Linked DNA regions of Homo sapiens: region 2 is linked to region 1. Evidence: chromatin loops called from intact Hi-C (ENCODE). Cell type or tissue: adrenal gland. All regions are shown on one strand. Each heading gives the region's core, and the rest is flanking DNA. Links, peaks and the distances in the headings are about the cores only. Region 1 overlaps COLEC12 (collectin subfamily member 12). Region 2 overlaps COLEC12 (collectin subfamily member 12).

Region 1 (12,207 bases), core at 2,397-10,396:
AGATTGTGCCACTGCACTCCAGCCTGGGTGACAGAGTGAAACTCTGTCTCAAAAAAAAAAAAAAAAAGCGTAAAATAAAACAAAACAAAAATAAATAAAGTATGCTGTGCTGTTTTTACCACATTATAGCATCACAATGCCTTTCATTTCTATTTATCTCCCAGTGTAACTTTCCGCTTAGCCACAATGCGGCCATGGAGCGGGAAGCAGTGATCTTTAGCCTTGTTTCTCTCTGGCCTTCTTGAAGGATGCTGTGGGTTTGTGCTAATAAAGGTGGCTCTACTGGTGAGGGGATGGGAATGTTTCTGGCAGGAGTAAAATCAGAAGCATCTGTGATCGTCAAGTATGATTTTGTCAACATGTGTCTTTCATTGAAAATAAAACTCAAAATTCTGAGTATAGGAAGCCCTTTCTAGCCAGTCCAAATGGCTCAACATTTATTTGTTCAGCTATTTATTGAGTATCTGTCATATGCCAGACTCTGTTTTAGGCTCTGGAAATAGTTGTAGAATGAGACAGAAAAGACCTGCCCTCATGGCAGATGAGAAGACAGGTAACAAACTAATCGAAAACCGTCATTCAAATAGTGATAAATGCTAGGGAGAGGACAAGGACAAGGGAGCAATAGAGAGGAGTGGCTATTCTGTTTTATTTATTTTTTTGGAGACAGAGTCTCACTTTTATCTCCCAGGCTGGAGTGCAATGACGTGATCTCGGCTCACTGCAACCTCCACCACCTGGGTTCAAGTGATTCTCCTGCCTCAGCCTCCCAAGTAGTGGGAATTACAGGCGCCTGCCACCACATCCAGCTAATTTTTGTATTTTTAGTAGAGATGGAGTTTCACCATGTTGGCCAGGCTGGTCTTGAACTCCTGACCTCAGGTGATTCACCTGCCTTGGCCTCCCAAAGAGCTGGGATTACAGGTGTGAGCCACCATGCCCGGCTGATGAGTGGCTGTGTTAGATAGGGTGGTTAGGAAAGGCCTCTGGGAGGAGGTCATGTGGGAGTGGGAACAAGAACAGAGTGAGGGAGGCTGTGATTTGGGAAGCGCATCGTAGCCTCATGGTGTGTGGGAAGTAAAAAGTCCCTCAGGTGGAAACAGCATGGAATGTTCTAGGAATAGAACTAAGCCAGCTGTAGCTACAATAGAGTGGCGGGGAGATGGAGGAGATGACGTCAAGAAATAGGGCTAGAATATGTTGAGACCAGGGGGCCCATGGGGAGGGCTTTGGAGTCTATGGAAAGCCTTCAGAGGGCTCAACTAGAGAACGGATATGTTTCATAACATAACCCACTCTGACTGCTGAAGTGCGGAAGCAGGGAGATCTGTAGGAGGTTGTGCCTCTAGACTAAATCAGAGGTGATGGTGTCTTTGATTAGAACACTGGTCCTGGAGATGCTGAGAAGTGATAAGATTTGGGATGTATGTTAGAGGCAGAGCTGACCAGGCTTGCTGATGTGGCTATCAGGGAAAGAGTGAGATTAAGGGTGACTTTTAGGTGCTTGAGCTAAGCATCTTGCTGAACAGGGGTACATTTATTGAAGGGAGGAGCAGATTTTGAATTTTGTCTTTATTATGTCAAGTTTGCGATGCTTATTATACATTCAGTGGAGCGTAATTGCATGAGTCTGGATCTGAGTCGAGAAGTTGTGGCTGCACATAAAAATTAGGAGTCTTTAGCATAGAGCCCAGGGACTGGATGAGACCACAGAAGAAGAGAGTATAGACAGGGAAGATAAGGGCTGAGGACTGAGCCCTGGGGCATTATTTAAGTTGAGAAGAGGAGGGAGAACTTAGCATTTAGCGCTGACAAATCCAAATCCTATGTGTCTGGTTCCCTCACTCCCAACCACACAGCTCTGTGTTCTGTCTCTGTCTCTGTGTCTCTCTCTGTATCTCTGCATGTGGGTAGCTGAGGGTGGGGATGCTGGTCAGGGGAAACTGGCTGATAATTTTCCTCTTCCTCCTCCTTCCTCATCCTTCTCATTTTCCAGTTTCTCTTCTCTCTTCCTTCTCCCTCTCATTTCTTTCTTGATTAATTCTTAAATTCTAGAAATCCCCAACCTGGCCAGGAGTGCCTCTTGTCCTTGTGTCTCCTAGCACGTTCCTATCTTTGGTGATCTCCAGAACAAGCCAGTGACACTGATCATACGATGCTAATTTAGAATTCTTGCTTGCTAAGTTCACTGACACATCTTAAGAGGGGAAGTTGGACTGGGGTGGAGAAAGAAGCAAAATAAACCACCAAACCCCAGAGACCTCTCTTTGTTGTTCAGAAGTTCTCCTGTGTATCAGAAGATGGACTTGGCAGTGTGTAATAAAAGATGACTCTGGTTTCCTGCTGGTTTTTAGGATGATGTCTTTTGGTTACATTCTTTCAACTTGTAAAATATTAACTTCCAATTCCCATGGGGGAGGACCCCTGAGTGGTGCTATTTCAGTGGGACAGAATCACAGCATTCTTTCCCACCTCCTTAGCTGCCCTGTGCTCCACTTGGAAGCACCTGTGGCCAAAGCTCATAGGCACTTGTGTGGCAGGAAGAACAGATGTGAAGTTCTGTGGAAAAGAAATACAACACAAATTGGCAGAACACAGTAACTTAAAAAATAAATCTGAAAGTCAGTCCTGGAGAGCCCATCTTTGGGTCCTGGCTTTGATTGGAAAGAGTTATGGTTTTGTTGGGGTAATAGCAGCTGATCTTTCGTCCTCCCACAGAATCCTGCCAGAGCCAACACTTGGAAGCACACAGCTAATGAGAGGATTTCTTCCAAGGTTCTTAACCAAATGCTCTTTGATAGTGGTGGTTGTGAGGCGGAGGAAGATGCTTCTGCTGAAGAGGGGGTTCCTAGAAGCAGCAACCAAAGCCCTTAAAAGAATCAACAGCGATCATTATATAGCCACCATTTAGTGAGAGCTTACCATATGCCAGGCACTGTGCTGTACTCCCCGTTTCATCTCAATTAATTCTTACTATAGCGCTATAAGAAAGTATCCCATTTTATCAGTGAGGAAACTGAGGCTTAAGGAGATTGTATAAATTGCCCAAAGTTATAGGCCCATAGATGGTAGAAGTTTGAAACCACATTTGCTTTCAGAACCCAAGCTCTTAATCTAAATCATATATTGAGCACAAGGTGCACAATTCAAGTTTTTTTCCAACACGGTGTATGTGAGTGATCATTGATGCCAATGAAATTTATTCACTCAACAATATCTATTCTGCTTAACACTAGATCACGCATAGTTGGGCATTTAAAGATATGTGACGCTATTCTTTTTCTCGAGCAAGTTACCATCTAGGTATGAGAAAAGGCTTCATCTTTAAAAAATAGAGAAGAGTTTAAGGCTGTATGTGATGAAGTGCCACAAAGTTCTCTGAAATGCCTTCCAGGCCTTCTCCCCATTATTTTGGATATTATTAATAATACTTGGCTCCTCTTTACTTACGTGAATTTCTGTAGGCACCTTGATTTCCTCCCCCTGGAAATGGTCTTTTCTTTTCTACCACATGGCCAGGCTGCAAATTTTCCAAACTTTTACACTCTGCTTCCCTTTTAAATATAAGTTTCAATTTCAGGTCATTTCTTTTTTTTTTTGAGATGGAGTCTCGCTTTGTTGTCCAGGCTGGAGTGCAGTGGCGTGATCTCGACTCACTGCAACCTCCGCCTCCCAGGTTCCAGCAATTCTCCTGCCTCAACCTCCTGAGTAGCTGGGACTACAGCCACCTGCCACCACTCCTGGCTAATTTTTGTATTTTTTAGTAGAGACGGGGTTTTATCATATCATCCAGGCTGGTCTTGAACTCCTGACCTTGTGATCCACCCACCTCGGCCTCCCAAAGTGCTGGGATTACAGGTATGAGCCACCGCGCCTGGCCTCAGATCATTTCTTTGCTCATGCATATGAATATAGGTTGTTAGAAGCAGCCAGGCCACATCATAAATGCTTTGCTGCTTTGAAGTTTCTTCCACCAGATACCCCAAATTTTCCAAACTTTTGGGCTCCGCTTCCCTTTTAAATATAAGCTCTAATTTCAGGTCATTTAGGTGGAAACGTCCAGCAGTCAGTAAGATGTGAATCTGAAGTTCATAGGAGGGGAAATGGTCATAACATATGTGAGAGTGAAAACCATGAGAATGGATGTGATCACTGACAGGGAGCAGGCAGGAGGCAGGAGCAGGAGTCAAGGACAGAGCCCTGGGGCATGCCTACTTGAAAGAGGTGTATGGAGGTGTGTATGTTCATTCATATGCTCACGCATATGAACATAGGCTGTTAGAAGCAACCAAGCCACATCTTGAATGTTTTGCTGCTTAGTAGTTTCTTCCACCAGATACCCTAAATCATCACTCTTAAGTGCAAAGTTCTACAGATCCCTAAAGCAGGGGCACAGTGTGGCCAGACTCTTTGCTAAAGCATGGAAAAAGTGGCCTTTACTCCAGTTCCCAATAAATTCCTTATTTGCATCTGAGACCTCCTCAGCCTGGCCTTCACTGTCCACATCACTATCAGCATTTTGGTCACAACGATTTAACAAGTCTATAGGAAGTTCCAAATTGTCCTTCATCTTGCTGTCTTCTTCTGAGCCCTCCACACTCCTCCAACCTCTGCCCATTACCCAGTTCCAAAGCTACTTTGATATTTTCAGATATCTTTGTAGCAATGCCCTACACCTCAGTACCAATTTTCTGTATTAGTTCTTGCACTACTATAAAGAAATACCTGAGACTAGGTAATTTATAAAGAAAAGAGGTTTAATTGGCTCACAGTTCTGCAGGCTGTACAGGAAGCATAGCAGCTTCTTCTAGGGAAGTCTCAGGAAACTTAAAATCATGGTAGAAGGTGAAGGGGAAGCAGGCACATCTTAATGGCCAGAGCAGGAGGAAGGTGGGGGAGATGCCACACACTTGTAAACCACCAGATCTCAGAAGAACTCACTCACAATACAGTGCCAAAGAGGGTTAGTGCTAAACCATCCATGAGAGCTCTGCCCTTATGATCCAGTCACTCCTCCCAGCAGGCCCCCCCTCAACATTGGGGATTACAAATCGACATGAGATTTGGCGGAGACACAGATCCCAAACCTTACCAATGACCCAGTGAAATAGGCGGAAAAGACATTTTCCGAGAGCTGGAAGGAGAACCAAAAGAGTGTGGTGTTATGGAAGCCGAGAGAGTTTTAAAAAAGAAAGTCCTTGTGTTTTCATCAGTAACTTTGTTGTGTATCAGTGTTTTCCCTTCATGTAACTTAAATGTCCACTAATGCAAGTGAAGGCAATCTATGCCTAATTTCTTCACTAAATATTCTACTAATAAATGATTTACTGACAAAATGAAATTATATAACTGAAAAGGTTTAAAAATGATAAGAAATATCCCAATGGAAGCTGTTTTTTAAATAATGTTATTACTGTCAGTAACAAAATTATGATGACACAGGTCCAACACCTTTTAAAAGAGAGGAGGTAAAAAGGAGAGTTGGATATGAAGAATCTCAGACTGCAGTGCAGCTCTGAGAAAGTCTCAGCCAGGTACATGGGTGCCCGGGAGCAGAGATTGCCTGTCAGAAGGGCCCCATGAGGGCAGAAGTGACCTGGCTCTCGTGTCCCTGCCATGATCAGTCATTGGCTGTAAGCAGACTCCGCCCGGACTGTGTGGCCTCGGCAGGAATCACGGTGGCAGATTGAGAGGGGCAGTGCTGGAGGCTGTCAGCTGGCTAGGCATCCCTTATTGCTGAATAGCTTACTGAGGGCGTACCTCCGTGGCTGCCTAGTGAGTCTCTTTCTGTAAAAGCAGTTCAGTGTGGGAGTCCCTGAGAGAGAGTTTGCTGCAGAAGCTTCATTACAGTGACCTATGAAGCAACTGACAGCTTTGCAGAGTTTGTTTCCATTATGTTGCAGGTCTCCTTCAAAACAAGTTTTGGCACTTTTGATGCCAACTAGAGTGTAAACTATATTTTAGAGCGACTAGTTTAGAGTGTAAACAACAGTAAGTGGAGCAGATTTCCTCTCAACTTAGCCTCAAAGATAACCTCTCACACTAGAGTTATTTTTTTACCTAATACTTCTTTTTTTCCTGGTTACTGAAATCATACACACTTACTATAACAATCTGTAGAAATGTGTAACTTAGAGAGTAAAAGTCTTCTATAATATTCTATCCCAAAATATAATCATTGTTTTAAAAAGGTATGTATTCTACCTTAAAGTCCACTTTTATTGTTATATTTTACTATAACATTCTAATTATAATATTTTATTATAATTTATAGGTTTCAGTATGATTTCAATGAAAGATGAATTCTGGCAAACAGTATTTATTCCCCTTTCCCCGCTGGGTGTCATTTCTTTGGGAATAGAAAAATGACCTTGTTTTGTGTATCTAGCCAACAATTCTTTTTAATATTTGTGAGTATACCAAATGTACAATATTCCTTCAACTGAAGTAACTTTTTAAAAGAAACTAGAATTTATTCCTCCGTATGCTTTATTTTCATGAGGTTTGGGTACAGTATAGTAAATTTAAAAATCTTTTGAACTCTTTAAAATGGTCTTTGTACCTATATAATAGAAAAGGATCTGTTCAAAAAAATTCTTGCCACAAATTCCTTTTGATCATTTTCATTTACTTAATTGCTCTAATTTATGCTTATTTTTGTCCACTGACAACCTAATTGGCCTCACAGACTTCTCATTTTATTCAAAGTCCACCAGCAGTTACTTCTTTTGAATACCACCTCCCCTTTGGACTCCACGGGAATTTGGACAATAATTGTGATGGGTTTGGCAGGGGCTTGGGGGTTGGGCTGCTCATATATTATGAAAAGCCTTAGTAGAGAAAAATTACATTTCAAGTTAATTTGTTTTTATATAACAGAGTCTGGGTCTAAGCTTTCCTTCACCACATACCCATTGAGGGTTTTAGGAAGTCAACATGTTTACACTGTATCTTAAGTCAAGGGTCCTGTTTTTATACAGGGTTTGCCAAACCAAGTTTACTACAGTGGTGTTCTGCCAGCACAAAGATTACAGGATCAGACTTTAGCGAACGCTCGTTTGCCAGAGTCATGTTTTATCTATTCAACCCCAACCACCCTGATTCATTTTGGAAAGTCTACTCTGTTTATCCCACGATGATGACAAAGTGGTTAAAAAAGAAGATTACTACAAAAAGTGATATTTTCAAGAGAGACACAAAGGCACTGATACAGACAGGCTTTAGAGAAAGACAAACTTTGTGGTACCACTTGGGTATTTGAAAGCAGCACAATTATTTTTTTTCAGTCACAGGGAGACAACATTTTCCCATTGAACTTTTTGGATACGTATTTTCACACACACTGTGCCCAAAAGTCAGATTCTCTCCTCCATCCCACCCCTAACCCAAATTACAATTTAATTTGACTGCTGGCTGTTTTTGAAAAGAATTCTGAAAGTGATTGACCGCTACCAAAGATGAAGATTGTAGTTTTTCTCCTGATATGATTATATTCTTGATATATTCTTGCTGTAGGGGACAAAAAGTGATCAATAGCTTTATGCTTAGTAAAATCAGAGAGGACAGGACTTGCAATTTAATGGTTTTACCTTTATGTTTACTACATATTAGCAAAGTATCTAAGCTCTGGAAACTGTGTCTCCCTGTAATGTTGTCAAGTATATGTGGAGAGGTGAATTTTACAGAAGGAGAAACTGGGATTATCCTATCCCGCTTTTTACAGTGGCTCATAAAGAGCAATGTACTAGATTCTCAGCACACACAGGTTATGGATTGCTGTTTTTCCTGGAGTGCCTGTATGGTGGATCTGTTTCACTTGGTCTGGCATGGGAGTCAAATTCTATTTGCAAAGCCCGACTGGGTGGCCTCTGCTCAGCACGCCAGGCAAGAGCTGTGGGTGAATTTCCAGAAGTGGCAGGCTGCTCCCCTCTCCCTCTACCTCCTTGAGAAACAGAGGAAGTTCATGCTGCCACAGGGGAAGTGGAAGGGATGTCCAATTGCCTCTGAGGAAGTCATATCCTGCTCAAGAAGCAAGATCTCTTCCCATGCGGGAAGGTGCCACTGACACAGTATCTCTTAGATGGCATAATCATAGATGACCTGAATTGTGTGTAGAAAAGGGAGTTTACTGGAAGATACTATTTTTGTTGGTTAACAAAGGGCTGTAAGCCAAGTAAAGCCTGAATGTATGTGTCATCTGCATAGTGTGAAGAGGCTTTCATAGGGAGAGATTCCACGTGTGACTATCTGACCTAAAGGCCATGTAATTCCCATGGTGAAGTCCCTCCCTCCAAGCACAGGAGCCAGAGGAGCCCTTAAACAGCCATCCTCTTGGACGTGGAAAGATAAACACTATAAATGATCAAGGATAACTGTTCAGGTGGTACTGACCACTCTAGGTAAACTGTTAAGAGTTGAACATAGAATTTTTTCAAAAGCCTGTTGATGTATTTATGTGCCTCAGGACCTTTAAATTCTGAAGATAAATGGATAGAATGATTCAGGATGATTTAGGGAGAAGGCAGATGGAAAATGGGAATGAAATACATGCCTTTTTGTTTTTAGGGGTGCTCAGTTATAAATATGAAAGGCTGAGAAAATGCTAATTGTACAGTAAGATCAACTGGACTTGTTTTAATAAGACAATAATTTGAAATTAGTAAACTATTTTATACAAATAGTGCTAAAACTTTGGAAGGTCCTCAACCTCCTGGGCTCGAGCAATTCTCCCACCTCAGCCTCCCAGGTGTGTGCTCCCATGCCTGGCTACTTAAACAAAAAAAAAAAAAAATTTTTTTTTTTTTTTTACAGAGATAGGGTCTTGCTATGTTGCCCAGGCTGGTCTTGAACTTCTGGGCTCAAGTAATCCTCCTGCTTTGGCCTCCCAAAGTGCTGGGATTACAGGTATGAGACACTGCGCCTGGCCCAAAGATGATTTTTATAGTAAAAAGTTAAATATCATAACAATCTGGCAGTTCCTCAAAATTGAGTATAAAATTTTCATATGACCCAGCAGTTTCACTCTTAGGGGTGTGTGTTTGTGTGTGTGTATGTACGTATGTACATATGCACACGTGCACACACACACACATATATATATACACCAAGGAGAAATTAAAACATATCCACATAAAAACTTGTACATCAATGTTCATAACAGCATTATTCATAAGAGTGAAAAAGTGAAAGCAACCCAAATGTCTACCAACTGGTAAATGATAAATAAAATGTAGAATATACATACAGTGGAGTATTAGTCATAAAAAAGGCAGTATTTGTACATGCTGCAACATGGGTGAACCTTAAAACTCTTATGCTGAGTGAAAGAAGCCAGGCACAAAAGGCCACATATTATGATTCCATTTATATGAAGTGTTCAGAACAGGCAAATCTGTAGGGACAAAAAGTAGATTAGGCTGGGCGCAGTGACTCATGCCTGTAATCCCTACACTTTGGGAGGCTGAGGCAGGCAGATCACTTGAGCTCAGGAGTTCGAGACCAGCCTGGGCAACATGGTGAAACCCCCTCTCTACAAAAAATAAAAAATTAGCCGGGTGTGGTTGTGCACACCCGTAATCCCAGCTACTCAGGAAGCTGAGGCAAAGGAATCACTTGAGCCCAGGTGGCGAAGGTTGCAGTGAGCCAAGATTGCACCACTGCAATCCAGCCTGAGTGACAGGAGTAAAACCTTGTCTCAAAAAAAAAAAAAAGTGGATTAGTGGTTTTCTGGGGGCTGGCAGAGGTATGGGATTTATTTTTGGTGTGATGAAAATATTCTAAAATTGGAAAATTGGTTATAGTGTTGGGTATACAAGTCTTTGAATATACTAAAAACCATTGAATTGTATACTTTAAATGGGCATATTGTACGGTGTGGGGATTATACCTTGATAAACTGTTGTGTTTAAAAACATAACAGATAACCGTCAGATCTGCCCCATCAGAATTTCATAATTTGGCATAATTGGGGCTCAAACAAATGAGGCCTTGTGTTGCAAATATAGGCAACATCTGCAAGTTACCAGGAGCAAAGTTGCGAAATGGTAGCTGTAACCTAGGAGAGATGGATAATGATTTTTCCAGGATGCTCTGAAATCCACACTAAATGGAATCTGCTGGTGCATACTTTATGCCACATTGAAAGAACAAGTGCATGTTATTGCACTCTCTGGCCCACATTTCAGTCAGTTCTCCGTATGAAAATTACTGCCCTGGTCAGATCTGATTACTTTATTATATGTTCACCCCAGAGTGCCAAACTTCATGTGGGAAAACCATTTTCAACAGGAAGAAATGAACTGTGAATATCCTAAGAAGAGGGCAACAAGTCATATTTGACCTTCGTTTAAAAATAATACGTAAGGAAAAATTTCTTAATAAATAGACATAGCTTAAAACATGAAACGTAAAAAACCAAGCATGTAGTAGTTTCCTAGATCTGGAAAAGCACTGCACACGTCAGTCATGCATACCCTTCGAAACTGCAATTACTATAGGTTTGAGACCCCATGGGATGATTGGAGGATATTGTTTCTGACAACTTAACATTTCTTGCCTTAAGATAATATGGAAATATCACGTCAATCCCATTTGTTTGCAGATACATCTTTTTTAAAATAAAAGTTGTTTTCACATTGGGGTTAGTTTTCTTGTTTTCGCGCCTATATTTTAACCTATTTTAACCTTTTCTCTCCCCTCCCTACCTCACCCCCACCTCCAAAAAATTAAACTCTTTCTCCATAAACAAAGCTGAGAGTGTCAGGATTGGAAGCCACTTCTGAGGATACCATTTCAAAATTATATTAATGTCATGAAAACTGCTTCTTATATTTTACATTGAAATGTGAATATGGGCTTGTATTTTCTATTTCCATGGTTATTCACAGTACTGATGGTATAGAATTTTTAGGTTTAACTTCAGTTATGTCATTGGTTTTACCTGCCACAGCATTTTCACTGGATCAGCCCCCAGATATGGATTCTAGACTCTATCCCAGTGATCTCCAAAGTATGGTATAAACATAGAATAAACAAAAATAAACATTTGTCTATTTTTTATCTGAAAAAGAGACAGTTAATTTATAATACTATTGAATGTATCAATCATCATAGTGTATGTTTATAATTTATAAATAAATATGTGCATTCCGAAGGATACTTGCTCATACTTGTTTCTGATGAGGTTGTTTCATGGAAAAGTTTGGAGATCTCTTGTGTTAGTCCATTCTTGCATTGCTGTAAAGAAATACCTGAGGCTGGGTAATTTATAAATAAAAGAGGTTTAATTGGCTCATGGTTGTACCGGCTGTACAGGAAGCATGGCACCGACAACACTCGGCTCCTGGAGAGGCCTCAGGGAGCTTTTACGATCATGGCAGAAGGTGAAGGGAGAGTAGGCACGTCATATGGTGAAAGCAGGAGCAAGATAGAGAGTGGGGAGGAGACTCCACACACTTTTAAATGACCAGATCTCATGAGAACTCACTATCAAGAAGACCAAGAAGAACAATAACACCAAGTCATTCAGAGATCCACCCCCATGATCCAAACACCTCCTACCAGGCCCCACCTCCACCACTGGGGACTACATTTCAACATGAGATTTGGGTGGGGACAAATATGCTAACTATATCAGCACGTTCCTTTATTCTTTGCTTTCTCCTTCCCATGCTAACAGAACCCTTCTCCTTAGGCTCCAGCCACATGGTAGATTTCCTCCGATTCTTGCTCCCCTTACCCTACACCATGAGACGGAGGGGATGCAGGCACATATCTAAAGCCAAGAGTACCTTAAAGTTCACAAACAAACACATGTTCCCATGAAAACCTGAACAGACAACCACACTTCCAGAACCAACTATTTTTAACCACCATTTAAATAGAAGGCCAAAGAAGATACTTAAACAAAAAGTTAAAGTCGTTTCACTTTACTAACCAAAAGACATGAAAGTGAGATACAAGATAATTGAGCTTCCTTCAGATTTGACCTTTGGTTTCTTTCAGCCATGAGGAAATGGATGTATCAATTTTTCCAGATTTGGAGATTTTGAACAATAACTCCAATCTGAAAATACCAAAAGTCAGCTAAATATCCCTCAAGTACATACTATGTTTTAGATACTGTGGGAAAATCAGAAAGGTATGTGTTTTTAAGAGCTTACAAAGCAATTGGAAAGAGAATATATACATACAGAATATGTATTTTTC
Region 2 (12,207 bases), core at 2,483-10,482, 60 kb after region 1:
GAGCCTGTCCCCTGTGCTGAGTATGCCTGGCCTCCCAAAAATGGGATGAGAGGGTCTGTTGTGCCAGAATTAAAACTACAAGGCACCAACTCTCTTGCCTTCCTCATAACACTCTCAACTAAATGTGCAGTTTGGAGGGCCCTGTGCCCTCCCAGCTCAACTGCAAAAGCCCTGAGTGTCTTTGCTGATGCATGCCATGTGCCAGTTGCCAAGCAACATACATAACACATTCATCAGCAGAGCGTGAGGTCTGAGTCCTAAATTTCTGCTGCATTCTTCCACACTTGGCTTTCATTCACCTTGTCTCCTTCCAGCAACTGGATCAACAGATGTTAGGCTTTCCCAGAGTGTTTGGCAGAACCAGTCCCAGATGCCAAGCTTGAAGATACAACATCTCTTTGCAACCTCTAATTCCTATCACTGTACTCATTAATCACTTGCTCAAACCTTTAACTGAGTCCATTAGGACTTCAATACCAGGTGTTTTTTTTGTTTTGTTTTGTTTTGTTTTTACTGAGTTGGCATCAACATGGAAACAAGTGGACTGGTGTATTCTCCCAGAAGCTTCTCATTATTTGTACTTAGTTTCTGTTTGATCACTACCAAGAGGCAGCTGGCATGGTGTCATGGGAAGAACAGTAGGCTTGGGAGTCAAGTGGCGCTTCTGCGGACAACTCATTATGGAGCCTTGGCCAAGTCAGTATTTTCGAAAGGGCCTCAGCTTCTTCTTTTATAAAGTGAAGATATTGGACTCAGTGGTCCTCCCGTTGAAACAATAATAATCCCATTAGTTTTACTATGCAGTTTCAAAGAAAAGCAGACACCAAAGCAAGAAGCAAAAATGGGAAACCTTCAAGGTCAAAAGTTTCAGTTCACTGTATTGAATGTTGCTCTGCAATGTCTTTCGAATATGTTTTGATACAACATTCTGCTGTAAACACCATGATGCCATTTTCATGTGGTATTACATCACCCAATGGATATTTTTGGATTCTTAAACGAGAAACCCACTGTTCTAGCACTAGAAGAACAAGGGAGGCTGTGATAGCATCATTCCCACTTCCAGCCCCCTCTGGGGTTAGAAAATGGATCAAATAATTGGTTGCTGATCTTAAATTTCCTCAGCATTCATGTGTGTTTACACCCACACTGACCCCAGTACCAGGTTGCCTCCCACCCTCCTTTCTGGACTCCTGTCCTCTGTCCTATGGAACGACAAAACAGAATTGGGCACAATTTTCTCTATTTCTGACTTTACTCAATTGCTTTTCTGGTGTTGGCCTCATCAATGGACAAGCTGCTGGAAGTTGACTGAGTATAAAATGCTATAAGGGAAACATTGTAGGAAAAAAAGCATCCCATTATTCCTGTCTCCAAAAGCAAGATTGGAGATTGGGGTCTTCTCTAAGACAGACGCCACCACCTGCACCCGGGACCTCCAGCAACCACCTCCACAAAGCCTATGTAAACAGTGTAATGTGTTTTGATATTAACCTTGTAACAAACATCTTAAGTTTCCTTCATGTTGGTGCTGGAACAGGAGTGTTCAATTACTCACTAATTTTGTAGACATTTGTTGAACATCTATTAGGCATCTGGAACTGAGGATACAAAGATAAACGTACATGGCATTGCCTGAAAGGAATTTATGATCTAGCAAAGGGCACAGACGTGTATATAGTCTGCTGGAATATATTATGATAAGTGCTACACTGGTGGTGTGGATGAAAGGCCACACGGGCACAGATAGGAGCTATGAGTTCCGCCAGGATTTCACTTATCTAAAAGACAGGCAAAGGGTATTCCAGGCAGAGGAACATGCGTAGGCAGACGCAGGGCAACATGAAAGTGCATGGCAGATTCAAGGAATGTTGCAGGTCGGTGTGATGGGATCATAGATTCATGGTAGAGAGTGGCTTGTTTATATACAGTTTATGTACAGTTGTTAGAGGTGGGAAGAAGATTTGACTCCGAGCTCCCTAGATACCAAAGAAAAAAGGGAAATATGAAATTTGCTGTGCCTCCGAGCTCCCTAGATACCAAAGAAAAAAGGGAAATATGAAATTTGCTGTGCCTACATGAGAAAAGCCAAATGCTCGAGAGAAACAGGCTTCTTCTGGAATTAAGAGCCAAGGGACACTTCTCTGTTGATTCTCTTCAGAGGCTCAAGATGGGATACAGTGGAAATATCTTCAACAATATCCCCGCACTAGCAATTTTTATAAGACTGTTTCTTGTAATGTCCCTCAGTGCGAGCCAATGGCATCTTGCCAAAGTGTAATTCAGTAAAAGCAGCTCTACATGGGACCAGAACAATTCAGCCTAAGCCTGCTGTTTTTTGATGGTTTGGCTTGATGTGTGAATACAACTTAGGGTATCTAGAGGAATGGATGTTCTTCATATCTTTCAGGCAATCATCCATGAATATTATTTCTTACAACAGGGCTCTTAAAAAGCATTAGGTAGCAGGCAATGAACTTGAGCTTCTATTCATTGGTGAAGACCTCAAGAACAAAGGAGTCTGAACATTGGGTTATGTAACAAAGAAAAGAATCTTTTCCAAAGATGTTTAGTCATGGAAGAGAAGTAACCGGTCATTCTGGACTAAGTGCAGTCCAATGGCTCAGCTCAAACCGGCCTGCATTAGGGCTAGGTTGTTAAGTAAAGTTTCCTGCCCTGACAGCACATGTCTTGCTGTGAACTCTAGGCTGGAAGTGGGCCCATAAAAGGCCCTCACATTTTAGGAGTAAAACTGTGGGCTAAGCACCTTTTGAGATTTGGCCCTTTTTCCTTAGTAGCTGAAGTAATTGTGTGATGCACAAACCTGGGTCCAGAAAGCTGGGACAAGGGTGTGGCATTTCACCAAATAGCATCTGAAATGGGGGCTAAAAGAGAGTGTAAGTTTCGCCAAATACCAAATCCTACATATTTATATAACATGGTATAATTTATAAACTATATTCCCATCCAGTATGTAATTTAAATTGCATAAAAACCTTGTACAGGAGTCGTGTGATTATCACATTATAGATGGGAAAACTAAGGCTTGATCAAGTTAGCATGGATGTTCGGTGACAAAACCAGAATTGTAACCCAGGTCTTTTGATTTTAGTGCAGTTATTTTTTACCTTTCAAGGTTCAGGCGAGTTATCCAGAAGAGTAGTGAATTGTAGGTAATGATAGCCATGCCCAGCAGGTACCAAGCTACAGTAGCACAAGTTGAAAAATTACAAACACTGTAGGTAGGGAAGGCTTTCTGCAGTTAACTTAGAAAAAAGCATCCATTTGATTGGCAAGAATGCTCCAAGGATGCTCTTTGTTCACGGAGAGACAGGCACAGTCTGGTTCCTGGATCCCATGAATGGCCCCAGGTATACACTGGCTAGTAGAGACAATCCAAAGATTTGTTCTTTCCACCCTTTATTTACCAAACATGCAAAGTATGATGCCACGTATGAATTGTGGATGAGGATATTCTCAGCAGAATGCGAGATTATTTTCACAATCATTGTAGGAACTTTAAATAATCTTACCTGTTGATATTCAATAGCCAGATCTTCCCAAAAGTCCTTACTCATTGTAAATAATAAGGATAAACTTGAACTCTAGGTTTTAAAGATTGCCTTTCTGAGTGCTATACTTAAGTAAAAATAACTATTGCCACCTCCTGCCAACATTTTCATTAAACATCTAAAAAATAACTTGGTGTGTGGTGGAGAATTGGTGGATATAGACTGTTTTCTCTGGTTCCCCCTGAAAATACCAAGATGGGAGATAAATTCAGACATTGATAGCTCTGCTGCCACAGTGCACTAAATTATAAACTAGTGTCCCAAAAGACAGGATTCTCCTCCCAATCAACAAGAGTACTTATAACCAGAGAGCCATAGGTGCTCAGTATAGAACCAAAACAACAACAACAACAAAAACCCCCAATTTATAGTCAGGGAGGAGATTCCGGACCTCAGTACCATAGGTGGACCTGGTACCACAACACATGTGTATTCGCTGAAGAACTGAGACACTTTGATGCAATTATTTGCCAAAGGTTTCAAAAAGCAATCCACCCCCAAATTGTGGAGGGTAAAATGTTCTTTCCTGTTCTCTTCTCTGTTTGCGCACACACAGTACCACTCACCGCATTCCAGTTGGCACCTGCACACACTCCTAAAATAAGAGAATGTGTAATCTCCTGAGTCTCTTTTGGCTCAAAGCATTGAGAGTTTTCAGAGACTGGGTCTACAAGATGCAGGAAGCTACACACCAATAGCCCTCCTCACGTTAAGGCGATAGGAATAAGACCCCCTGACAGCCAAATCTGAGACTTTGGTTTAGAAAACCCATCATTTAGAAATGGCTTTGTAATAAAACCGGAAATTCAGGTTTTTGTAAAAAAAGTAATAGAAAAAAAGAGCGGACCAGTTCCCCATGGGCACACAGCTGCCCACAGCTGCTGCCTGGTTACTTCCTGACAGACATGGGTTTGCTGCTATGGGAACGATGTCTGTCCCACAGGCAAGGAGTGTCCCTGTGCCCGTGTGCTTGCTGCTAAACAGTGACAAGGACATTAGGAAAACAGGGCCTTCTTAACTCTTGAGGATGACAGTGCATGCACCAAAGAAACCAAAGGAGCCGTTGCCTCTGCTATCATTTTTCTTCTTTTTTTTTCGGAGACGGAGTCTCACTTTGTGGCCCAGGCTGGAGTGCAGTGACACAATCTCGGCTCACTGCAACCTCCCCCTCCCAGGTTCAAGCAATTCTCCTGCCTCATCCTCCCGAGTAGCTGGGACTACAGGCACACACCGGCATGCCTGGCTAATTTTCGTATTTTTAGTAGAGATGGATTTTACCCTGTTGGCCAGTCTGGTCTCGAACTCCCGACCTCGGGTGATCTGCCCACCTTGCCTCCCAAAGTGCTGGGATTACAGGCATGAACCACTGTGCCTGACCCTCTGTTATCTTTTTAATCTTTTAACACAGAAATAGTTATTTGCTGAATGATCCTTAGCCCATTGAACTGGTTTAATGGAACATACAGCAACAACAGAAAGCTAAGTCCCAGACAGTAGTTTCTGCTTTGGAAGAGTGTAACTCAAGTTTGTCATCCTGCCTCTTTTTCAGAAATAGCTCGAAGGAGGAGAGGTATGGCCCATCTTTTTGCTTTTATAGCAAATCAACATTTGGGCAGCACGATGGCCTCCCTTCCCAGGTTTTAGGAACACCTGAGGCCTGTTCTTGGGAAGTGCAGCTGTGATTGGTGGGGACCTAGCCCCCTGCTGGGCAAAGCACTTCTAGGTCCTGGGAACTGCCTCGGTTGAGATGGCACTGTGAAATAAGTCTCAGTGTGTTTGCTCAATGCTTTGTGTTTTGTTTATTTATGCTTTAATATTAAAGAAAAAATTCCATCAGAACCTTATCTTTAGCCTTAGATTAGAACAAAAATTAGAACAAAAGTCACTCATCAGAAAGCTACAGATGTAGTTTGTAAATCCCTCACTGGAAAATGAATTTGCCTTTGTGGCCAGATCTGTGAGTGTGGTTTGACCACGAGAAAGCCGCTAATGTTTGTTGGTTGGGCTCAGAGACTACTAGCAACTTTTCAGAAGTACTCTTCTGAGTTCTGCAGGCTTGAGTCTGTGGGTGGTACCGAGTAAGCCTGATTCTCTCAGGGAGTAGGGGAAAGAGAGGGATTATTCTGAATTAGTGGAGAAAGTCCGGGGATGACCTTATTTGTGAGTTTGTGGCTGGATTTAAGAAGTCCAAAAGGGGCTTGTTGTTACAGTATCTTGGAGAGTTTTCATTTCAGTATATATAGTGCTATATCTTTTTTTAAAAAAATTGCTGCACAGTGGGCTGGGCTCGGTGGCTCATGCATAGTAATCTCAGCACTTTGGGAGGCCGAGGTGGGCGGACCATGAGGTCAGGAGATCAAGACCATCCTGGTTAACATGGCGAAACCCCGTCTCTACTAAAAATACAAAAAATTAGCCGAGCATGGTGGCGGGCGCCTGTAGTCCCAGCTACTCGGAAGGCTGAGGCAGGAGAATGACTTGAACCTGGGAGGCGGAGCTTGCAGTGAGCCGAGATCGCAGAGCTTGCAGTGAACCTAGATCGTGCCACTATGCTCCAGCCTGGGCGACAGAGCAAGACTCCATCTCCAAAAAAAAAAAAAAAATTGCTGCACAGTATTCTATATCATGGCCGTGTGTGTGTGTGTGTGTCTGTGTGTGTGTGTAATGGACATTTATTTTTTTATATCCCCTACTTTTCAAAAATTATTTTCTAATTCTGCCTGAAATAACTTCCTTTGCAAAATTACTTTAGCTGAATGCTATCAATTATAAATCCAATTGTATCAACAAGCTCATCTTTTCCATTGTTAATATTATTCACTGAATTGTGAATAATGTAACTGGGCTGCTTTCCTTCCCACACCTGATGTAGACACTCCACAGGAGAGGGAGTGTTGTTATAGGAGGAAGAAGTACTTGGAGAGAACTGGAGAAGGGCACCATGTGAGCACACTTGGACACAAGGAGAGAGGGTTCCAGAGAAGGAAGAGCAGTGCAGAGTTGGAGGCAGGAAGACCCTAAGATCCACCTCTTCATTGCCAGGATTACCTTCAGTTGTTTCTTCAACCTCATCTCTGTTTAGTCCATTTCTGTGACATGCCAGCTCTGGGACCTGGGTGGCCACAGGTAGCTCATGAAATGACTTAAGCATTATTAAAACTGGAGTTTACCCAGGAGGCTGAGGTGGGAGTGAGCTGAGTTCGTGCCATGCACTCCTGCTTGGGCAACAGAGCAAGACCCTGTCTCAAAAAAACAAAATGAAACAAAAAATCCTGGAGTTTACAAACATCACTGATGTGTGGTTGGCATTTGGAGAGACCCATGCGCATACAGAAACTTGACAAGTGAATCGTTTCATAAAGAGGCTGATAGATGATCAGGTTAGCTGCTACTTTAAAGCCAGTGAGCATGTGCAGTAACCATGGTGCCACGTTAATTAAGACTAATGGCCAAAGGAGCCATTGCAGATGATCCAATTAGGCGGATTTAGTTAGAGATTATACGGATAACTCTGACTGAAACATCAATCTAGGCCTCTATTTCAAATGAGGTGGTATTTGACTATAATAAAATAGTATACTAAGTAGCTGATGTGTCTTGCAATTGTGGAAGTTGAGGGCTACTAACAGCCTTAAATATTAATATTTAAGCTTGATTTTCTTTCAAGAACCAATTATGTAGATGGTTTATTACCAAGTTCTTTTTGTTCCTTACCCCTCCTGCTGTCTAGTTGGGGCTGTTTTACAGTTCATTAGCCCCTTGACAAGAAGGTAGAAATGAAAGAAGGTGCAGCTTACATCTGTCTGCCTACTAGCCAATTCCGTAAACTGTTTTGCGGGGAAGATACTGAAACTATAGGCCAAAACGGACTTTGTGTTCCCTTCCCCATGCATTAATTTTTCCTAGATCCCAAGTATTGGAGAGAGCTAGCAATTGGCTGAACTGACAATTTCTCAGTTGCATAAAAAGTAATCAGTGGAATTTTGCTTAATGTGGTCCCAGTTTTGTCGTACATAAGGAAAAATATTCTGATAAGCCCCACAAGCTAGTGAAGCGTCTTAAAATTACACACTGGGTTATACAGTGATTACACTCATCAAAATGATTTTTTGCCTAACTTTAAATTCTCTCAACAAAGATCCCAAATTTTCCTAGCGTACATATTTATTTTTAAGAGTTATGAAAATACACAGCCGTATATGGTTGTATCTGAATCCATGTTGCCGTGAGAGACTGAGCAGTTCTCAAGTATTAAGTGAGAAATCATCGCAGAAGGATTGCACTATGTCATTGACGCCTTCAAACATGTCCACCATATTTTACTGGTGGAAATTTCATCATTAGGCTTAAATTGGAAGCCACTGATTCTCTGCCATTAAAAAAAAAATGGAGTTCTAGCCATTAAGTATGATTTTCGTTTAATTTTTTTGATGGGGAGATGAGAAAGAAGGAATGAAAGTATAAAGAAAAGGGAAAAGGCTAGTAGAGGGTGCTGTCGTCTGCTAATTTTTTGCTTTCTCTAAAGCGCTTCTGCTCACTGCCATATGGTAAATTCCTCAGTGAATTATTCAGGGTCTTGTCCTGATGCAAAAGACACTTTAAAAAAAAGCAGAACATTCTTTATCCCTCTTGGAAAAAGAAATAACAAATAATTAAGGCCACAGCGCTCAGGGACCCAAGTTTATTGGCAATAAAAGGTAGCTGTGCTGACAACGCTACCAATTAATCTGCCAAAAGCGAGCTCAGTGGTGTTGCCATAAAGATCATGTGTTGGAAAACAGGACTGGAGACATCCAGGGATCTATATAAAGCATAGACAACAGTCTTAGCGATCATGGGGCAGCAATGTGGGCACCCTACCTTCAGCAGATATGGTAGCGGTCTGCGTTCTTTCTGTAACAAAACTCCTCACTACGTGGAGAACCCCTCAATCCCAAGTCAGCTGTACACCTGGCCTCTTCAGAAGCTATGTGTGCCCAGAAGGTGCTGGTGGGAACAGAAAAAAAAAATTGAAATCAAATTTTATTTTTTGAGACCTATGGAAACTAGGTTGCTTATACTTGAGGAATATTTGAGGAAGTATAAGCAACTTAGTTTCCGTAAGTGAGAAAACTGAGGCTCTCAGCTTCCAAATTCAGGTCTGCCTGGTTCCCATATCCATTCTTTTCCTGTAATATATGTTTCCAGATGAAGCATCAAGAAATGTTCTAAACCTGGCTGCTATGAATGTGTGGTGTGACCTTGAGCAAGTCACCTAACTTCTCTGAGCCTTGGGTTTGTATCTGAAGGGTGAGAGGTTAGAGACTCTGAGGTCTCCAATGGCAGTGCTTCTCCAATGTTAATGGACATAGGAATCACCTGGGGATCTTGTTAAAATGCAGATTCTGATTCAGTAGGTCTGGGGACAGGCTTGAGGTTGTACATCTGAGAATATTCCAGATAATGCTGATGCCACTAGTCCACAGACAGTACTTTGAGTAGCAAGGTCTTGTAGCATTATCATTCTAGGGTTCCAAGATGGCAGTGACCACGTTTTAGTCTTCCAGTCACCCCTGCCTGCCCATGTATGGTTACAACATGACTTGTACAGTTGGTGCTCAACAATGTTCAATACATTGGATTTAGGTAGTAAAGAATAAGTAGTTCAAAGGGACATAATCTAAGGGAAGTTTGTAGCTCAGGAAGCTCAATAATTCTGTAATTTCCTGAAGGCACCATCCCTCAAGGGTCAAACTGAAGCCTAGCCTTCTCCCCCACCCACAAAAGGTACCCTGATAATCCTAACTTTTCCCACAGTGGATTTATCCACCCCTACTGTATCCCCAGCTCACTCTGACTGACTTAATCTGAAATCAGATCAACCTTAAAGGACATCTGGTAAATGCCATTAGGTAGCACTTTACTCTCCCAAAGATTTTATTTTGTAGATTAAATCACATCTCCCCTAGATACATTCTGACATATAAAGTTTCTTCCTCCATTCTGACACCCCTCTTTGTTCTGGTAACCAGTATCAGCATTTTACTAATTTTCTGTGGTATTTCCATCCTTTCTTCCATGTATGTACTTTGCTGTTCTTAGAATGGTTGCAGAGGCCAGAAGCCAGATTTTCATTATCTCTATGGGGAAACATTCCATAAACTCAAGACAAAAAATATACCATGAATTGAAAAAACGGAAATAATTAGCCACTAAAATCTCTTTTCTTTCTGTCTTTAAAAAAATTTCCATTTTTGGCCAGGCACGGTGGCTCATGCCTGTAATCCCAGCACTTTGGGAGGCCAAGATGGGTGGATCACGAGGTCAGGAGTTCGAGACCAGCCTAACCAACATGGTGAAACCCCATTTCTACTAAAAATACAAAAATTAGCTTGGTGTGGTGGTGTGTGCCTGTAATCCCAGCTACTCAGGAAGCTGAGGCAGGAGAATCGCTTGAGCCCGGGAGGTGGAGGTTGCAGTGAGCCGAGATCGCACCACTGAACGCCAGCCTGGGCAACAGAGCGAGACTCTGTCTCAAAAAAAAAAAAAAAAAAAAAAAAAATCCCATTTTAAACCACTTGTTTAGAGTTGGGTCTAATTAGAGTACTTTAGAAATAAAGGCTATGTTGTGCCTGTAAAGAAGTGGATGCTATTTTTTTAACCTGATCTTTCTTATAATGCCCAAAAGGACAACACTACGTATTTTCATATGACTGTCAAGGGACAGAGTCAGTTCCAACTATTTGACCTAGATAAACAGATTACCATTCACTTCATCTGAAAGTACAGGGATAATTAACTTGGACAACCATGTAAACAGCAGGGGTCTCCTCCAGAGTTCTGCCTTCTTAAATCAGCAGATATCCTTCTAGAGAGCTGCCACAGCAAGGCCATTTACTGTGATTGCGTTTTATTGCTGTATTTTAAGTTGTTCTCATGAACTGTATGGTGATATGGAAAGAACTTCTAGGCATTTCAGTCTTCTTAGGCTTATTCCTATGTCCCAGCCTATCTGTGCTTATCCATTTGGTAAGGTTTATGATGGATTTGTTCTCCTGAGTTCAACAAAATGTTTTTATTCCTTCTGCAAAGTTGGTAATTAGTCCATGACAAACCATTGAGCCCCTAGAATCAAAGACACCTGGAATCACAGTTACACAGGACCTTAAAGGTCATGGAGTCCAGTTCCCTGTGTCTTGTGCCGACCTCCTTCTACAGAATCTCTGACCAACGGGGTTTCACTCTAGCTTACGTGCACAGCATTCAGCAGTAGGTTGCACATTCTTTTAACTGTGCCTCCTACTCCCTGCTCAAAGAGTTCTCTTTTTAGGTTGAGCTGAAATTCAATTTTCTCTAGTTCCCACCTTTAATAGCAATGCAGGGAAAACAAAATAACTTCCTCTTACACGTGGCAGTCCTTCATCTATCTGCAGGTAACAACCACACCTCCCTGAGCCTCCTGTTCTTCATGTCCTTTTCCAGCTGTCTTTATGTCAAACATTAGACTCCTCTCTATCCTGGTCACACTCCAGCCTTCCTCAAGTTAGTGGCCCGGAATGGGTACCATCCTCCAGGTGAGGTGGACTAGCATTCTGGAGCAGTTGTTCTCAACCTTGGCTGCACACTGCGATCCGCTGGATGCATGCCTGGGACCCACAAGCAGAGACCCTGATATAACAGACCTGGAATGTGGTCTAAGCATCAAGATTTATAAAAGCTTCTTGGGTATGTCGATTGTAGCCAAGATTCAGAACCACTGATGTGGTTTGTCTGTGTCCCCACCCAAATCTCATCTTGAATTGTAGCTCCCATAATTCCCACATGTTGTAGGAGGGACCCAGTGGGAGATAATTGGATCATGGGGGCGGTTTCCCCGATACTGTTCTCATGGAAATGAATAAGTCTCATGAAATCTGATGGTTTTATAAGGGGAAACCCCTTTTTGCTTGGTTCTCATTCTCTCTTTGCCTGCCACCATGTAAGATGTGACTTTGCTCCTCCTTCACTTTCTGCCATGATTGTGAGGTCTCCCCAGCCATGTGGAACTGTGAGTCAATTATACCTCTTTCCTTTCTTTCCTTTATAAATTATCCAGTCTCGGGTATGTCTGTATTAGCAGCCTGAGAATGGACTAATACAACCACTGTTCTGGATTCTTTACTAATCAGAGGCGTTGATGGATACCCAGGTAGAGTGTGGAGAAGGAGTGGGTAGGGGGCAGTTAGGGGAGATGGGAGGTTACAACCTATTGTTGAATGGATAGATCTCTCCGTAAGCTAAAACTCATGGTTGTTTCTTGGTTTTTAGTTTTTATCTTGATTTTTGTTTTACGTTTATACAAAACCAATATAATCGTAACTTAAGTTCCACAGCTAGGGTAGCTAAACTCATCTTTTATCATGTTTCTGGCAGGTATTATTGTATTTTGTCCTCTGGGACTTTATGATGAGACATACGGGGAGTTGGGCACATACATCTCCCTCCTGAGACCTCACTCCCTCCTCACCTCCATCTCATTGCATATTAACAGCACCAAATCACTGACTCATACTGAATAGGCTACTCACTCAAACTCTTACTCATGCTACTACTAAGCCATTACTCTCGTCTTATGTTCTGGCAATTTTAATTTAAAAAATTAAATTAAATTATGTTC

Evidence for each region. Hi-C counts contacts between places; a loop is a spot of excess contacts. Peaks named below come from ENCODE experiments on the same cell type or tissue, not always from the same donor. Only the 100,000 strongest peaks of a DNase experiment are listed, where the experiment ranks them.
Region 2: a loop joins it to region 1, with 4 times the contacts of the local background. A loop is called at or near these places in 9 of 110 quality-filtered maps.

What each region holds. Positions count from the first base shown.
Region 1 is chr18:443,139-455,345 of GRCh38, reverse strand. All of the region lies in intron 2 of COLEC12 (collectin subfamily member 12), which reads left to right. Among named protein-coding and RNA genes, the nearest start is that of COLEC12, 51 kb to the left of the region's middle. RefSeq lists a silencer at 7,903-8,197. In adrenal gland, for the core only: no CTCF peak of the experiment used is centred there; a DNase peak (open chromatin) is centred at 5,665.
Region 2 is chr18:383,223-395,429 of GRCh38, reverse strand. The region is part of intron 2 of COLEC12 (collectin subfamily member 12); the gene reads left to right. It overlaps LOC107985155 (a long non-coding RNA gene), which reads right to left. Exons shown (of 2, transcript XR_007066264.1): 1 at 8,433-12,207. Among named protein-coding and RNA genes, the nearest start is that of COLEC12, 110 kb to the left of the region's middle. RefSeq lists an enhancer at 219-1,418. In adrenal gland, for the core only: no CTCF peak of the experiment used is centred there; a DNase peak (open chromatin) is centred at 6,750.